Regions from separate parts of the Mus musculus genome. Here region 1 is linked to region 2. Evidence: chromatin contacts called from ENCODE Hi-C or POLR2A ChIA-PET data. All regions are on one chromosome and are shown on one strand. The core of a region is the stretch at or near the end of the contact, and the rest is flanking DNA. Distances in the headings are between cores, read along the strand shown. Region 1 holds the start of Bcor (BCL6 interacting corepressor). Region 2 holds the start of Mid1ip1 (Mid1 interacting protein 1 (gastrulation specific G12-like (zebrafish))).

Evidence for each region. A loop is a pair of places that touch in the nucleus more often than their neighbours do. ChIA-PET counts read pairs that join two places held with the same protein, here RNA polymerase II (POLR2A).
Region 1: a map of left cerebral cortex shows a loop between it and region 2 (3-fold over the local background). The contact joins the promoter of Bcor here to the promoter of Mid1ip1 in region 2. A Hi-C loop is called at or near these places in 1 of 37 maps with a recorded cell type or tissue (left cerebral cortex). POLR2A ChIA-PET finds 5 or more read pairs at or near these places in 1 of 5 experiments (Patski).

What each region holds. Positions count from the first base shown.
Region 1 is chrX:12,078,945-12,082,490 of GRCm38, forward strand. Bcor (BCL6 interacting corepressor) reads right to left here and starts at 1,609. Exons shown (of 15, transcript NM_029510.3): 1 at 874-1,609.
Region 2 is chrX:10,715,959-10,719,240 of GRCm38, forward strand. It overlaps Mid1ip1 (Mid1 interacting protein 1 (gastrulation specific G12-like (zebrafish))), which reads left to right and starts at 1,407. Exons shown (of 2, transcript NM_026524.4): 1 at 1,407-1,746; 2 at 2,029-3,282. The coding sequence starts at 2,272. The coding sequence ends at 2,820.

The DNA of each region.
Region 1 (3,546 bases), core at 359-2,858, 1.4 Mb after region 2:
GCAGTCTACAAGGGCTCCAGGAGGCTCCGAACTTAAAACCTGCCTTGGGACGCCTCCCGAAGGGAAGGGATGGAGGTGGGGGGGGTCGAATTAGAATCTTAAAAGAACATTTACAAAACAATGCATCTGACCTGACGGGTCGCCGGACTGGCCCATTCCGAATCTCCGGCTCTCCGCTGTTTCCTAGTAGGCCCCCCCCCCCGCCCCCGTTATTCCACGTGATTCACGCTTTGGGGCAAGCCAAGGAAAAACCCGGGACTCCCCTCCGGAGTTGAGCGACGACGGCAGGTCGAGCTCGGCTCGGTCCGAGGCGCCCGCCGCACACACTAGCGCACGCTCAAGCCGGCGTTCCACTCGGAGGCACCGCCGGGCCCCAGGAGAGGCCAGACGAAGCGGCGGCGGCTGGGGGTTTTTACAGTTCTTTTCCGAGTCGAAAAAGAAAGCAGACGGGAACCCGCCGCCCTCCCCTTCCTGCTAGCGAGGTAACGCCGAGACGAGGTTCCCAGCTTCCAGCCCAGCACCCCCCCCCCCGCCTGACTCCCGACGCTCGGCGACGACCGCGCTCCCGCGCAGACACACAGAGGCTGCAAACTTCCACTCGTTCAACTCCCGATCCTCCCAACCCCTCGGGAGGCGGCAGGTCCTCCGTCGAGTCCCTCCCTCCCTGGTGCCCATGCGGGGGCCGCTTAGGTTGGCTGCATTTTTAATAACTTGCAGCTCTGATGTAAAACCGAAAGCGAGCAAGGTAGCTAAGCCTCCCAACGGGGGTCTACCGAAGTCGGAGGAGAAACCCTCGGAGGGAGGAGGTCGGCTGCAGTCCCCGGCGCGCCAGCCCGCCCGCGGCCCCCGGGGAAAGGTGTTCCGGGCACTGACCTGAAATCCCCAGTCGGGAAGTAGGCAGGGAGCCCTGCGATCCGGCGCTTTGAAGTTTTCCCCGGAGCGGAGTCCAGGCGGCGAGGAAGATCCGGGGGCGGCTGGCTGGGTGAATGTGTGCGGGGTCGGGAGAGGGCGGCTACGTGAAGGAGCCCGGCCGGGAAAGCGCAGCGAGCAGCAAAGTTTGGCTTCCTCTGGTGCCCGCAGTCCACTCCCAGCGCCGCGCTCGCTCGCCGCCGACTGCAGCCGCTCTGCTGCCCTCGGGGTCGGCCCGGCGGAGGGGTGGGCTCTGGGCCGCGTGGGGGTGGGGCGGGGCGGGGCGGGCTGCGAGCTTCAGGGCAGGTGGCGACGGCCCCGCGCGATCCTCTCCTCCCGCAGCTGGCCCGAGCTCTGTCACCCTCAGCAGCTCCCGCGCCGCCGCTGCCGCCCGCGCTCGGGCAAGAGCCCCAGCGCCATGTTGACGGTTCGCCGAGAGCGCCCGCTCGGGCTGGGTGTGTGTGTGAGTGTGTGTGAGCGAGTGTGTTGGCCAAGTCGTCCCTCCGCGGCGACAGCGCGGCTCGGGCTCTCCGCCCGGCGGCTCGCGTGCTCCCCCTCCGCCACCGCCGCCCGCCTCGCTCCCGCTCTCGGTCGTGCTCTGGGTTCCGGCGCGTCTCCCCCTCGGCCGAAGAGCTCGGTCGCCGTTCGGCCCGGAGCGCAGCTCTGCCTCACCTTGCCGCTGGGAGCTCAGGCTCCGTCTGCTGCCGCACGCCGCGATCCCAACGCGTCCCCCCTCCCAGGTTCCCTCCTCTTCCTCCTCCCCCTCCCTCCGCCCGCCCTCCCTCCCTCCCTCCCAACAGCCGCCTCCCCTCCCCCCTCAGGCGCAGCGCTCGAGCGACAGCCGCCCGCCCGCCCGCCGCCGCCGCCGCCTCCAGCTCTCGCAAGTTTGAGATCCCCAGTCTCCGCTCACCCTCCGCTGCGGCGCCTCCGCGGTGGGGTTTCGGGAGGGGGTGATTCCCCAGGAAAGGTTCGCCCGACTTTCCCCGGCCCTCACGGATTCCCAGCCGGGTGCATTGGGGCCTCGCCACATCTGAACCCCAAACCACCTGGGTGGCGGGTCGTGTCCTCGTACCCCCCCCCCAACTCTACCGCCCTCTGTCCTCTCCGTCCCAGCTCCGGCCGAGTTAGCATTCACGCCCAGCCAGGGCTCACGTCCTAGGGTATTGGAGACCGACTCCGCAGCGGCGACGGCTAGGTCGGCCAACAAATCCCCAGCCCCAAGAATGGGGGGCGGCGGGGCGGCGGGGCGGCGGGGGAGGCTTTCCCTGCCGCGCGCCGAGACTCCCCTTGCTACCCAGAAGGCCAGTGGAGGACCGCAATTACCATAAAGCGCCTCGCACTCCTCTCAGCCAAAGCTGTCAAACCCCAGCGGCAGGCGCCACTGCCTCCTCTCGCCACCAGCGCTGCGCTCTCCCGGCCTAGCGTCCCCTCCGAGAGCCAGCCCAGCAGAGCCTGAGTGCGCGTGGGCGTCCACCCCCACCGCACCTCGCCCCTTCTTCCCAGAGGAGCTACTTCCCCTTAAGGCGCTAAGAGCTACGTGAAAACACCACCACCCGCAACAGTGGCAGTTCCGCGCCCTTGCTCCCCGGACATTTCAATTGTGTGGGAATTGTGTTGAGGTGGGGGGCTGCTCTTGGGGACACAAGGGGGTGGGAGGACCATAAAGGGACCTGGGATGAGCCTGAGTTTCTCCCAGTTCTTAAGCATTTCACAGTCCGGACCTCCGATGGCTGGAAGGTCTGCCCTCGTCTCTCACCTCGGCCTCGTGAGAGTATCTCCCGCGTTTTATTTTACTTGGCCGGGAACAACTTTTGGCTTCACCGTTCAGCCCATAAATTTTCACTCGGTAACGTCGTGCAGATCAAGGCTCGGCGGCAGTGTACAGCCTGCGCCCGCAGCAGTTCAATCCAATTGACACGTATCGAGCTTCTCCTACGCACCAGGAGCAGCTCTGGGCGCCAGGGGGGGATGGGGGGCGGGGAAGGGCAGGCAAGCGAAAGGGGGAAGCCGAGAAGCGAGGTTCAGGCCTCCCCGGAATGCAGAGCCTCAAGGACGAACACCGCTCCAGTTTGAAAAGCTGGCGGGAAGGGAAGTCAAGGCACACAGGCTGGGAGCCCTGACACCGAGGCCAAAAGGTTACCCCATTCGGTGCTTCTACGGGGTCTTTCGATTCTGGGACGGGCTGGAGTATGTCTTCTGCCTAGGGACAGGGTGGTGCAGGCTTGATGAGAACCTAAGTCCGAAATGGAAGTGGCTAGTAACCCCACTCGGAAAGTTTTTAAATATCCTGGAGCGTCTACACGCCAACAATGAATTAAAAGCATCTCAAGTTGATTATTAAGTCAAGGTCAAGACCAAAAAATCTCATCTCTAGCTAGAAGATATTTTTCCTTTTAAAAATGACACCCACTACTGACTTTGTGACTGATATTAGGTGCAATTTTATTCATTCTGTTTTAGTTCTCAGCATAGTTATAAAAACAGCCCTTCTCAAAGCAGAAGTGAAACATCTCTACCGTTTGAAACCCGAAACTTTGAACAGAATTAAATCTTCATGCTCCAGAGATGCTTGTAACAACTGATGCAAAAGAGAGGCAGGCCAGTGGGTAGTGCCTAGCTGTGCTGTGCCGCTAATGC
Region 2 (3,282 bases), core at 157-2,656:
CATTCTTCTTTCCACTGATCTCCTTAGCTCCACGGGGCAGATAACAAACATTATTTCATGTTTAAAAGAACATGGGACACTGAATCAGAAGGATGAGTAGCTGTCGTTCCAAATCAAGCTGGCTGGCTGGCTGGGACTGTGTCTCCATACATACATACATACATACATACATACATACATACATACATACATAAGAAAGCATTGGAAGCATGGGTTATGATCTAGAACCAGTAAACCAGAGGGAGATGGAGATTTGCCAGTCTGGGTTCTAGAGTTACCAATGACTTTTCTGTCTGTTATCAGCTCTTGTTCCCTTCAAAATTGAAAAGAGACATGATTTTCGGTAGACAGTACCAGTCCTTCAAGAAAAAACAAACAAACAAACAAACCCACATGCATAAGTGTCTCTCCTTGTTTGGGGCGCTTTTTTGTCTTGCAGGGGAATGCCATACTAAAACTTCCCCCCGAAGACTTTAGTGGGAAGAAATTTAAAATTAGAAGCCTGAGTCATCTTATCTGGAGGAATGGAAGAGCTGACTGGAGGTTGAGGGATGTGGCAAAGGAAATGAGATGGGAAATGAGTATGGGCTCAGGGCTGGGAACCTGAAAGAGGAGTTTCAAGTGTAAAACTTGAAAGGTAGATCCAGGGCTATGGTACACAGCTTAGGCTTATTAAGTAACCCTTGCTTAAGAACTATCTTTTGAAAGGAGCACTTGACACACACTCCAGAAAGTTATTGGGTATACTCCCATTTTTTTTCTTTAAATGATAAGATATACCCAACACCAGTCCTAACTTCTGCCACCTTCTCCTAGTCTTTTTGATAGCCAAAAGGGCCACAAGGCCCAAGTTCACACTCCATTGCCATGCTCTTATCTCTTGGTGGGGGACACAAAACTATAGATCAGATGACCAGGGTGCTCTTCATACCTGGCAGCAGTAGTAGGAAAGACCCCGCCAGGAGGGAAGCAAATGCCTCAGTGTTCCCATCCCCCTGCAGCTGACCACGACCTGGGCCGTGGAGGGAGCACCCCATGTCCACGTGCATCCGGCATGTCCTGCTAACTCTTCTTACATAAGATTCCCAAGTATGGAGTCAGGGCAGCTGTGAATCCCTCTTACCCGACGTCTAATAATAAATCGAGGCTAAATTTCCGGACTGCAGTCACTCTAGGTTCAGGATTGAGGGGCTCTTTTGCAACCCGGACACACAAGCATTCCGGTCATCCCACCCGGAGAGTGCGCGCCAAGCCCGCCCAGCCCGCGCGCGCCAGTCCGCCCTCTGGTTTGGACGGCGGCTCCTTGGGCTCAGTGCCTCGCCCTCCCTCCCCCAAACAGCTTGTTCTGGGTTTGGTGCTGGGGTGCGGCCGCTCCATCCTCCCAGCCCTACCCTGCCTTGCCCTGCTGGGCCGCCCTGCCTTAGCCCGGGTATCAGGCGAGAGGCGGAGCCACCCGGCGTGCCCCGCCCCCGCGGTAGAAAGGGTTGGGCGAGTGTTACTCGCGGTCAGGGCTGGGACCTTTTATCTGTGCTGCTGGAGGAGGTAGGAGGAGGAGACATCAGGGGTGGTCCTGGGCGCCTGGGACACCTTTCCCGGACTATAAATTGAGCACCTGGAATGGGCAGGGGGCCGGAGCAACCACAGTCGCCCTTACTCACAGTCCGATCAGTGACCGCAGCAGCGCCCTTGGGCAGCCACCGTCCGCAACGCAAGCACTGAGAACCAGGGGATTTCGCAGTGCAAGAGGTGGGTGTCCCCGCCCTTTGGCAGCCCGGGCTAATATGGTTGCTTTCGCTTAGGTTTTAGAAGGGAGAAACCAGAGAGTCCGGGATGGGGGAGATTTTTTTCTCCTTTTTTTTCAAAGGTCTTCTGCTAGTATTGGAGGAGGTGATACCGGCTGGTCCCAAGGAACCACCCTTGTGCCTTCTCTGGCCAGCCTTGGTCAGGGTGGGAGCATCGCGCGGACCGGATGCCGGGCATCCTAACCGGGTGGGTAATTTGTTCTTTTCGTCTCTGTCTCCCAAGCAGAAAAAGGCTAGACCCAGCCACCCACCGTCAATCCTGAGCCAAAGATAAGAGCAGCCGGGCCTCACGAAGGGCTGAGCTGAGAAAGAAGCAAGTTAGAGAGGGCGGAGAAGGATCTGGGAATCCCGTCACACCGGCTTCAAGCAGGCTCCCGGCATCAGCCTCTGAGAGCGCTTGAAGGCGGCATCGCCAGCGGTCTATCTCCGTGTACCAGCGTCCCTGTGTTTCCGCGCCCGCTCGGCCACCATGATGCAAATCTGCGACACATATAACCAGAAGCACTCGCTCTTTAACGCCATGAATCGCTTCATTGGCGCGGTGAACAACATGGACCAGACGGTGATGGTGCCCAGTCTGCTGCGCGACGTACCCCTGTCCGAGCCGGAGATAGACGAGGTCAGCGTGGAGGTAGGCGGCAGTGGCGGCTGCCTGGAGGAGCGCACGACCCCGGCCCCAAGCCCGGGCAGCGCCAATGAAAGCTTTTTCGCGCCCTCCCGGGACATGTACAGCCACTACGTGCTGCTCAAGTCCATCCGCAATGATATCGAGTGGGGAGTCCTGCACCAGCCTTCGTCTCCGCCGGCCGGGAGCGAGGAGAGCACCTGGAAGCCCAAGGACATCCTGGTGGGCCTGAGTCACTTGGAGAGCGCGGATGCGGGCGAGGAAGATCTGGAGCAGCAGTTCCACTACCACCTGCGCGGGCTGCACACCGTGCTCTCCAAACTCACCCGAAAAGCCAACATCCTCACCAATAGATACAAGCAGGAGATCGGCTTCAGTAATTGGGGCCACTGAGGCGGGGGCTGTCCCCGCTGCCCAGCACCCTCTCTCGGGTCGGCTCTACCACCCCTCTCTTTCCTCCAAGCTATTTTCTTCCTGGTTGTGGGGCGCGAAGGGCACACTGTAAAGTTGGGCTGTGTACTTGGTGGGGTTAGTGTGGAGAAGAGGGCCTCATCGCGAGAGCAGAGGAAAGTAGTCGCCAGAGAGGGGGGTTCAAAGACCCCCGGAGGGGGCCTACTCTGTGTTGGTGGGAATGGAACTGGGCCGATGTCCTTCATTCAGCCTGTGCCTTTCTTGGGGTTTCTTTTCTGTTTTTCTTTCCGGAAGAGAAGGGCCTGAGAAAGGGCCATGCCAGGGCACAGTGCTGGGTTGCCACACATGGGAGGGCAGCTTCTAGCCGGGTGCTTGGGGGAGGCGGGGCTCAGCCTCCTGCTGCCCTGCCTTGAGCTGCCAGAGGAGGCCTTGGCGTTGCTAGGA